Linked DNA regions of Homo sapiens: region 1 is linked to region 2. The links are chromatin loops, found by intact Hi-C in ENCODE. Cell type or tissue: Panc1. All regions are shown on one strand. Each heading gives the region's core, and the rest is flanking DNA. Links, peaks and the distances in the headings are about the cores only.

Region 1 (5,376 bases), core at 148-5,147, 260 kb before region 2:
CTGAGCATTTTGGAGAGATGGGAAATAATAAATGCCAAGATTCATGTGGAATTCAGATGGAAGTCAGCATCCTATGAATGAAAATAAATGTTTATTTTCAGTCAGGCAATGAAACGTGGAATGTGACATCAGATCAAAAGAATGACCACATAATGGAGACACAAGACCTGAAGGAGATTTCGTTTGTTTGTTTTTCTTAAGCCATGAAGTGAGAGGGACCTGCACAAGCCAAACACCTGGAGGGGGCTACTTTGCACCCGCTGTGCATTTTCCTAATTCACCATGGCTCCCCTTCCAATTTCACATTCAAGAACATTTCCCCAACAGTGTCCTACCTATAGCATCCCACGAACAACAGAAGGAATGACCAGGTATCTCATTTTAAAGAATGTGCTCTCTTTTATCTTAATATTGTTCTTCCTCAGGTGATTTGGGGAAGGACAATAATCAGTTCCCCACACCACACAACACCCCCCCTTTTTTTTTCAAGACAGTCTTGCTCTGTTGCCCAGGCTGGAGTGCAGCGGCATCATCTCGGCTCACTGGAACCCCCGCCTCCCGAGTTCAAGTGATTCTCATGCCTCAGTCTCCCAAGTAGCTGGGATTACAGGTGCCTGCTGTCATGCCCGGCTAATTTTTGTATTTTTAGTAGAGATGGGGTTTCACCATATTGGCCAGCCTGGTCTCGAACTCCTAACCTCAAGTGACCCGCCCCCTTCGGCCTCCCAAAATTCTGGGATTATAGGCGTGAGACACTGCGCCCAGCCTATTCCCTTTTTCTAAGGGCAGTGGCACCTCCTTCCAAAAGTTAGATTTGAAATGGTCCTACCCAGACCCTACCTCCTATCCAATGACTGAAGGGAAATAGTATCTCGGGGTTTCCCTCCTAGAAGGTGTGGTTTTGAGCATCATAACCGACTTCCCTGCAGGAAGAACAGCTCCCCTGCTCCATGGGCTATTGGGATTTCCTCTCCCCTGTCTAAGCCGTCAGTGATCCCAGTCCCCCGGGGATAAACACAAACACAAACATCTGAGAGCAGCTTTTGAGCCGCCTTCCTAACTGGCCCCATCTATCACAGGGCTCCTCCCTCCCCACTGTGCTCCAGGTCCACCATCACACCATTGTGTGTCCTGAGCATGCCCTGCTCTCTGAGCTGCTGGGTCATTGCATGCCTGGGCTCGGATGCCCTCCATTTTTGTTAGCACGTAGGCCTAGCCCTATCATTTGCAGGACTGAGATTTGAGTACAAAGGGAAGCCTACAGACGGTATGTTCAAATATTTAAAAGTGATAGATCATGTTACCGACTTTTAAATAAAATGTATTCTATCCTTCCGCCTTGTCAAATACGCCTTCATAACAACTAAACGAAAAACAATGTGTAGGCCCGGCACGGTGGTTCATGCCTGTAATCCTGTCCGTGGCACTCGAACCAGAGCAACTCCATTTTGAGTGAGGGCTGGAAAATGAGGCCGGAACTTGCTGGGCTGCATTCCCAGAAAGTTAGGCATTCTGAGCCTCTAGATGTTTATGGTTAAGGGAACAAATTAATAATGTTTACTCAACAGACCCAGACTTAGGAGTGTCTAGATATCCCAATATCTGGAGAACAAAAGCATTCCTAATTTTGCTTTAAAGATAATATTATAGATTCTTGCAAAATATAGTAATTAAGAAAATTAATCCTTTATCACAAACCCTTATAGCAGAGTACATCTCCCCATATACACCAGTATTGTACCTAGGGTGGGCGCGTACCTCCTCTTACTTTCAAGAACGTCCTACTCTGTCTATGGAGTAGCTGGTTCTTTCACCACTTTACTCTCTTAATAAACTTATTTTTACATTGCACTGCGGACTCGCCCTGAATTCTTTCTTGCGGGAGATCCAAGAACCTTCTCCTGGGGTCTAGATCGGGACCGCTTTCCTGTAACAATCCCAACACTTTGGGAGGCCAAGGCCGGTGGATCAGTTGAGGTCAGGAGCTCGAGACCAGCCTGGCCAACATGGCAAAAACTCGTCTTTACTAAAAATACGAAAGTTAGCCAGGCGTGGTGGTCAGCGCCTGTAATGCCAGCTACTCGGGAGGCTGAGACAAGAGAATCGTTTGAACCCGGAAATTGGAGGTTGCAGTGAGCCGAGATGGCACCATTGCATTCCAACCTGGGTGACAGAGCAAGTCTCTGTCTTAAAAAAAAAAGAAAAGAAAAGAAAAACAGTGTGTAAATCTGTGGTTTTGGGCAAAATATCAAAGACAGCTGAATTTAATCACTATTGTATTATGGCTAGATGTTCTGCTAATGGGGCAGGATGTTCAGATGAATAATAAAATAATAAAATAATACATAATTCAAAAATCATTTATTTGTTTCAGAATATTTTTCTTACTGTCATTTCAGCAAAATTCTTAAATATTTATAAATAATTTAAAAATAATCTGTATTCTACTGACAGTGATTTAAAAGATTAAAAACAAAATGTAACGGTATTCTAACTATAAAATTTCAATATATCCCATCCCTGTTTGAGACATCAGCGTTTACAGATAACCTTTGTTGAGTGTTTAGCATGTGGTAGGCACATACTAAAGTGTTTTCCTTGCATTAGTGTATCTAATCTGCATAATTATGAAATAGGTGCCATTGTTATCCCCATCTTATAGCTGAGGCAACTGAGGTTCAGGGATAAAGTAATAAAATTGCCTGGGGTCACGTCCCAAAAAATCTGAATAGATTTTTATTAAGAGAACAAAATAAAGGAAGTTAAAAGTAACAAAATTAAAAGTATTTTTCACATCCTTAAGAGTTAACTTTCTTTAAAAAAAGTCTTCAAAATTTTTTAAAATTCTTGAAATTTAAAGACATAATTAAAAGGCAAAATTCAAATTATAAAAAATGAACATCCAAGTTTTAAATAAAATTATTTAAAGGGAACTGCAATATTTATTGACCTTTAAACATGTAAGTGTATTTAAGAAAGTATATTATGAAAGTAAAATTATTAACAAGTCTAGTGTTTCATGTCCATTTATTGCCAACATAAAGAATCAGCCTATTTCATGCATGCTATATCGAGACCTACATGTAAACAAACCTAAGAAAAATATGAATTGTTTCATGGTGCAAACATTGCTCAGTGACGGCATGCAATTTTTGTAAATACCACACGAGCACGTCAGTACCTCCAACAATGGGGCAGAACGCAATGAGCAAGAAACTGGATTCTTGCCACTACTTACTGGAAATATTTTATTACACAAGAATATTGTTTAGTCATGCTGAGAAGAAGGATTTGACAAGTTAACCCATCTTTTCTCTTACTTAGGTATTTTCCAACAAATTCTTGTCACACTTTGAAGGAATCAATCCACAAACCTCTATGGCATGGAGAAGCTGGCAGCCCTTGTTTTGAGGTCGTGGGGCAAGAGACACGAAGAAGCAGGTCCCTGAGCAGTACCAGTCCCAGCTGCACATATTTAGGCTTCTGGGCTAAGCTCTGGGTCCTGAGTGGTGGGGGTGGATTAGGGCTTGCGTTTTTTACATAGATTTTTTTTTTTGTACTCTTGTGATATGTGGGATACTAAAGTGCACGTCCCAGGGCTGGGCCTAGATCTTGCCTAGATCTGAGGTTGGTACTGGGTGCATGAAAAACTCCTGTGATTATTATTATTATTATTATCATTATTATATTTGAGACAGAGTCTCATTCTGTCACCCAGGCTGGAGTGCAGTGGTGCGATCTCGGCTCACTGCAGTCTCCGCCTCCTGGGTTCAAGTGATTCTCCTGCCTCAGCCTCCTGAGTAGCTGGGACTACAAGCGTGCGTCACCATGCCCAGCTAAATTTTTGTATTTTTAGTAGAGACGGAGTTTCACCATGTTAGTCAGGATGGTCTCGATCTCCTGACTTTGTGATCCACCCGCCTTGGCCTCCCAAAGTGCTGGGATTACAGGCGTGAGCCACCGCACCTGTTCACTCCTGTGATTATTGAAGAATCACCAACGGTGGAGACCTCCTCTGTGAAGGAGGGCCCGTGGCACCTCGGCCACAGCTCTAAAATAGGGCTCAAGGCATGACATTGAAACTACTTGTTGCTCCTACTTGATTTTACTTGATTTTACTTGATGAGTCCTCTCTACTGACACCATGGGTTGCTGTGGTTGTGGAGGTTGTGGTGGCTGTGGTGGCTGCGGTGGTGGCTGTGGTGGTGGCTGTGGCAGATGCACCACCTGCAGGTGCTACCGGGTGGGCTGCTGCTCCAGCTGCTGCCCCTGCTGCCGTGGCTGCTGTGGAGGCTGCTGCAGCACTCCCGTGATCTGCTGCTGCCGCCGCACCTGCAGCTCGTGTGGCTACAGCTGTGGGAAGGGCTGTTGCCAGCAGAAGTGCTGCTGCCAGAAGCAATGCTGTTGCTAGGAGGGACCCCAGCCTCTGGGCAGGTGCCCTTTCTTGGGCTTGGATTTGTAGACTTTGTATACTTTCATCTCCTCTGGTTCACCTAAATATTGAGTAGTGGTGGCCAGGCGCCGTGGCTCACGCCTGTAATTCCAGCGTTCTAGGAGGCCGAGGCAGGTGGATCATTTGAGATCAGGAGTTCGAGACCAGCCTGGACAACATGATGAAACCCTGTCTCTACTAAAAATACTAAAATTGGCCAGGCCTGGTGGTGAATGCCTGTAGTCCCAGCTACTCTGGAGGCTGAGGCAGGAGAATCACTTGAACCCAGGAAGCGGAGGTTGCAATGAGCTGAGATCTCACCATTGCACTCCAGCCTGGGCAACAAGAGTGAAACTCCATCTCAAAGAAAAAAATACATATATATAATAAATATATATTTTATATATATATATATATATATATATATATAGAGAGAGAGAGAGAGAGAGAGAGAGAGAGAGAGAGAGCAAGAGAGAGCAGCATGTGATTTCATATAAATACACCTGATTAGAAGTCACAAGCCCAAATTCAAGTCCATGCTCTGCCACAGCAGTCAGCCACAAACAAGTCAGTCAGCCTCCCAGAGTCTTGCTTATTCACCTATAAACTAATAAGTTTGAACTAAGAATTAGTAAGGAGCTTTTCAGTTTTAACAACATGTAAATCTATTGAGATCTATTGAGTTCGCAGAACTAAACTCACAGGCTCTCCAGCCTCACGCTCTGAAGATTTCTCTTATGTATCTTATGCTTTTACATATATATACCTTTGCTATAGTGGGCATTAAAATTTGTTAACACGAAAAATCACCTTTAATCTCATATGATTCATCAGTTATAATCTGCACTGCAACAAAAACAGGCCGTAGCTTACCTGATGAAAGTTCAAAAGTTTACATTCATGAGCTCAGTGGAATGAAATAACGATTACTAATATATTCCATT
Region 2 (5,376 bases), core at 167-5,166:
ACCTCATTAACTTGTCAGTGATTTGCAACAGGGCCTTTGGTCTCCTCATGTGGAGTTCAATTCCACAGCAACAACTGCCAAACTGTGTGACCCAGCATGACCCAGGCCAGGCTGGGTGCGGAGCTCAGCAAATGCAGGGCCACACTGAACTTGTTATTGGCAAGAAATAAGGGCTAGCGATACAGGTGCACTCAAAAGCAGGGCACAGTTTGGGGGAAATAATCTACTATATAGGAAAATAGAAAGCACTTAGTATAAGAATACCTCTTTAGTACAAATGTAACGTCTGACTAATTAGCTAAGATGAGGAATTATAATGGTTTTAGGAAATAAAAGCAAATTTCTCCTTTCAAACAACCATATTCAATAATTTGCCAAGAAATCCACAAACAGCTGTCTCCAAGGTGCTTATTTCTCTATAACACAATCTTTTTTTTGTTTATTTTTTATTTTTTAGACAGAGTCTTGCTCTGTTGCCAGGCTGGAGTGCAGTGGTGCAATCTTGGCTCACTGCAACTTCCACCTCCTGTGTTCAAGCGATTCTCCTGCCTCAGCCTCCCAAGTAGCTGGGATTACAGGCACACACCACCATGCCCGGCTAATTTTTGTATTTTTAGTAGAGCCGGGATTTCACCATGTTGACTAGGCTGGTCTTGAATTCCTGGCCTCAAGAGATCTGCCCATCTCGGCCTCCCAAAGTGCTGGGATTACAGGCAAGAGCCACTGCACTCGTCCTCTATCATACAATCTTAATGGCAACGAATAATAATACCAATAATAATAGCTTTCCATTCATTCGGCAAGTAACCATTGAGCACTTGCCACATGCCAGGCATCCAACCAGGCCATGGAGGCCTCAGTCGTAAAGAAGAAAGTCCCTGCAGCCTGGAGCTCAGAGCCAAACCGAGAGACAGACAAGACTCCCCTCCGGCCACTATTTCTGGCTGCCTGAGGAGCGCCAGGCACTGTTTGAGGTGCTCAAGTCACATCAGGGAAAAGATGAGACAAAAATCCTTGCTCCCTCCCCAGGTGGACAATTTGGTGCCCTGGCTTGCTTTGCATGGGAGCATATCGGGGTCAGGGCACAGGGAGCTGTGGGTTAGCACTTGAGCTTGAACCGGGTGGAATTAGAACTCTCCTAGCCACAGTCTGAAGGAGAAGCCTTCTGTCAGTTTCTATGGCTGTGTAACAAATGACCATATACATGGTGGCTTAATACAACAGAAATGTATTCTCTAGAGGCCAGAAGTCCAAAAGCAAGCTGCTGGCACTGCCAGGCTCCCTCCACGGCTCTGGGGGAGAACCTGCTCCTTGCCTCCTTCCACTCCTTCTGGTGTCAGCAGTCCTTGGCATTCCTTGGTTCCTAGCGGCCTCACTTCAGTCTGTGCCTCTGTCTTCACATCGCCTGCTCCTCTATGTGTCCACATCAATCTCCCTCTGCGTCCTCCTTATAAAGGTGCATGTAGTAGCATTTAGGGCCCACCTAAATCACCCAGGAGAAACTCTTCAGCTCAAGAACCTTCACTTTATCAGGTCTTTTGCCGTCTAAGGCAATAGTCACAGGCTCTGGGCTTAAGACATGTCGTATCTTTTTTTGTGGCGCCATTCAGCTCCCTACAAGTGTTCAGACAAGGGGAACAGCCTCCGCTTGAGCCCTGAAGTGGGAAGGAGACAGGCTAGCATGTTTGAGGGACTGAAACGTGACTAGAGAGAAATTTGACCACAGTGGGTAAGGAACCCGGCAGCATGCAATGCAGCTTAAAAAGCAGACAGGGGCAGGGTAGGTTGGCTCATGCCTGTAATCCCAGCACTTTGGGAGGCCAAGGTGGGTGGATCATGAGGTCAGGAGTTCAACATCAGCCTGGCTAACATGGCGAAAACCTGTCTCTACTAAAAAAATACAAAAATTAGCTGGGCATGGTGGTGGGTGCCTGTAATACCAGCTACTGGGGAGGCTGAGGCAGAGAATTGCTTGAACCTGGGAGGCAGAGGCTGCAGTGGGCCGAGATCGTGCCACTGCACTCCAGCCTGGGCGACAGAGTGAGACTCCATCTTAAAAAAAAAAGAAAGAAAGAAAAAAAAAAAAAAGCAGACAGATTTTCCTGCATAATAAGAAATTTTTGAAAGATTTTAAGAAGGGAAGAAGCAGATTGGATTTATGTTATAAGATGATCTGGTGCTGTTTGGAAAATGTGGCTGGTGGCAGGTAGGTAATGTTAGGGAAAACCTGTTATGAGGCTGCTGCAGTCATGCAGGTGGGAAGTCTTGGTGGCTTAGCGAGGGGGTGAGTGTGGAGGGTAGGGAAGTGGATGGGAGGTGGACATATTTGGGAGGCAGACTTGATAGGAATGAGGAGACTCACCTGGCGCAGTTGGGGCAGGCAGTTAGAGGCATGCGGGCCTCCCAGGAGAGGTGTAAGCTGCTGTGCAGACAGTGGTGCCCGCTCAGGAAGCACGTTTCAGGGGCGATCATGAGTCCAGGTTTGGACTTGCAGCGCTTGTGGTCAGTTGGATATGTGACTGGCACTCAGAAAGAAAGGTCTGGGTTAGGGAGGGACACGGAGGGATTGTCTGTGGGTGAAATTGACCACTTGGAAATGGATGCTTTGGCTGGAGAGAAAGTGACAAGAAGCCAGGGCAGCCCTGAAGAGCTCTGGGGGAGACTCCAAACAGGAGGAAGAGGGGGCCACAAGACACAGGTGGGAGCAAATCAAGGCAAGGCCAAGGGGCAGGGATGCTGGAGAACAGGGCAGGCAAGAAGGAGGGAGAGTTGAGTGGGTTAGAGCTAGTCAGGGAGCTTACCAGGAGCCCTTAGCCTTGTTTAGGCCCCGCAGAAGACGCAGATGCCATGTTTTAAAATGGGAAAACCCTTCTCCAATGGCCTGGAGTAAGGGGTGACCTTGTTGTTCAGTGGCAAAGCCATGTCTCCTGGTTCTCAGTGCAGGGTTCTTCCCACTGCACCATGCTGCCTCTTAAGAACACAGTGAAAATCTCGAATGAGTGTTACTCCAGGCTAAATCCCTCAGTTGCCCCTATTTCATTGTGAACAAGTGCGGTTACTTTAAGGTACAAGAAAACACTCTGCCACTGAAGTCCAGTCTCTGGATTGTCTACTGTTGATAACACCTTTTGTTATTTATTTTGATAACTCTTCCTGGCACCTAACGGGCCTTTTTCCTGCAATAGGGGAGGCTCCTGGAGGCACTGCCAAAGGATTCGTGAGTGATGTTGTAGTGTCACCCAGTGGCTGACTGGTTGAATTACAATCAAGCCTTAAAAAGGAGGGAAGCATTAGAAAAGAAAGGAATGATAATAATAATGGATTAAGAATAATGAGACTCATAAAAAGGATGAATATATTTAAAAGAATATTTATTTGTTCATTTTAATTGTGGAAGTTTTAATTGATCATGTAATCCATGAGTATATGTTTAGAATTTATACTGTGCAAGACAGTGGTCAAGATGCTGAGGTGGAAATAAAAACGTTCATGAATCCCTGGCTGCAAAAAGTGTACCAGAGGCCAGGCGCAGTGGCTCATGCCTGTAATCCTGGCACTTTGGGAGGCCGAGGGGGGCGGATCACTTGAGGTCGGGAGTTCGAGACCAGCCTGGCCAACATGGCAAAACGCCATCTCTGCTAAAAATACAAAAATTAGCCAGGCGTGGTGGTGGCCGCCTGTAATCCCAGCTACTTGGGAGGCTGAGGCAGGAGAATTGCTTGAACTGGGAGGCAGAGGTTGCAGTGAGCTGAGATTGCACCACTGTACTCCAGCCTGGGTGACAGAGTGAGACTCTGTCTCAAAAAAAAAAAAAAAAGTATACTAGAAGACATCACCCCAAGCAGATATTAAGCAAAGTAGCATGCACAAGGCAATAATGAAAAATAGGTGATGACGTTATTTAGTCATTAATTATTTTAGGGTAGATGTGGTAGTTTGGAGGGGAGTGAAATTGATGAGGACTGCAGTTAAATGGAAGCAGAAACCTTGAAGTCAGAACTGAACAGCCTCAGGTCCTTTGTCTCATGTCTTTGAGTCTCAGCTTCCTCCTTTGGGAATGAGGTCGTAGATACAGGGATGACTTTCTGCTTTACAGGGTGGTAAGGATTCCATGAGAAGAATGTATTAACACACTGTTGTGTTGTGTCTAGATTTGTACATGGTGGCAGTTATTACTGCTACTGTTATGATTATAATATTTTTGGAGGGATGGCAGAATTTGAGCTACAGGTAAAGAAAGGCTACTCTGACCTCATGGAAACAAGTGTGATTGGGGCAGAGGGTGGGGGTGTGGAAACTGCAGGGAATAAGGTTGGCGGGTGTGCGGAAAGGAGATTGTCCCCATTGCAGGTGTTGGTGAAAGCAATGACACCAGGAAAGGGGTGACTGAAGAAGATTCATTGACGGTTGCATGGGGCAGTGGGGAGAAGATCAGGGTTAAGGAGACGCGAGAGATTGGTGCTTGTGGAACCCGTGCGAGAGTTGACAAGACCATGGGCCAGGTGCTTGGCAGTGGGAGGAAGGTAAGATGGGAGCATGAGATTTGGGTTTTGGTTCAAATCGAGATGTGATTGACTTGGTCATGAGAAGGACATGGAGAATGAGGGAAAGAGGGTGACAAGGCTGGCAGCTGGATGGCGAGCTTAGATGATGCCAGGAACAGAGTTACTCTCTTCAGTGACAGGGAAGGAGGAGGCAGAGGGCTGAGCTCAGCTTTGACCCAATGTGTGAGATGAATTAACAGGGGAAGAGGATGCAAGAAAGTTTCTAGAAAACAGTTGGGGATATAGGATAGGACCAGAAAGTTAAATTTGAGAACCACAAAAAATAGAGGTATTCAATTAATTCAATTAATAACATTGTGTCCTAAAGAAACTTTATAAAAGAACATTGAGTGTATCTGGATAGACTGTTTTTAAGTGTAAAAATAAGAAGAGGCTTGAAGGGATTGAAACGTCACTCCGGGCATGGCATGAGCGTGATTTAGTGGATGAACCCTCCATTGTGCTAGGCTCAGGCTCAGGTAGGGGGAAGAGGAGAGGTTTAGGTGAGAGACTGACTGGTCCAGGTGTGAATCTGAGCTTGCTAGGTGTGAGAGCCTGAATAAGTTACACCTTCCTTCATCTATATGGGGATCATAGCCTACACTATTCAGTGTTGCTGGTTGCATTAAATAAGGTAAGGTATGGAGCATGGCAGCCACATAATCCATAACCAAGCCTAATAAATACATTCCTTCCCCTTCCTGTGACATTTTTTATGATAAATGTCATGGTCTTAAGAGTTCAAGGGTGATTTGGAAAATCTGTATAATTAGTATAACAAAAGCATCTTTCCTGTTTGTTCAGTTTTTCATTTATTTATACCTTGCACTGA

The links. Peaks named below come from ENCODE experiments on the same cell type or tissue, not always from the same donor. Only the 100,000 strongest peaks of a DNase experiment are listed, where the experiment ranks them.
Region 1: it touches region 2 in a loop (3-fold over the local background); 2 of 110 quality-filtered maps call a loop at or near these places.

What each region holds. Positions count from the first base shown.
Region 1 is chr2:227,386,718-227,392,093 of GRCh38, reverse strand. It overlaps SCYGR1 (small cysteine and glycine repeat containing 1), which reads left to right and starts at 4,145. Exons shown (of 1, transcript NM_001395402.1): 1 at 4,145-4,411. The coding sequence starts at 4,145. The coding sequence ends at 4,411. It overlaps LOC124907993 (a long non-coding RNA gene), which reads right to left and starts at 299. Exons shown (of 2, transcript XR_007088113.1): 1 at 1-299. In Panc1, for the core only: no CTCF peak of the experiment used is centred there; a DNase peak (open chromatin) is centred at 3,213.
Region 2 is chr2:227,127,853-227,133,228 of GRCh38, reverse strand. All of the region lies in intron 4 of COL4A4 (collagen type IV alpha 4 chain), which reads left to right. Among named protein-coding and RNA genes, the nearest start is that of COL4A4, 34 kb to the left of the region's middle. In Panc1, for the core only: a CTCF peak has its summit at 3,216 (motif pointing left); a DNase peak (open chromatin) is centred at 3,198.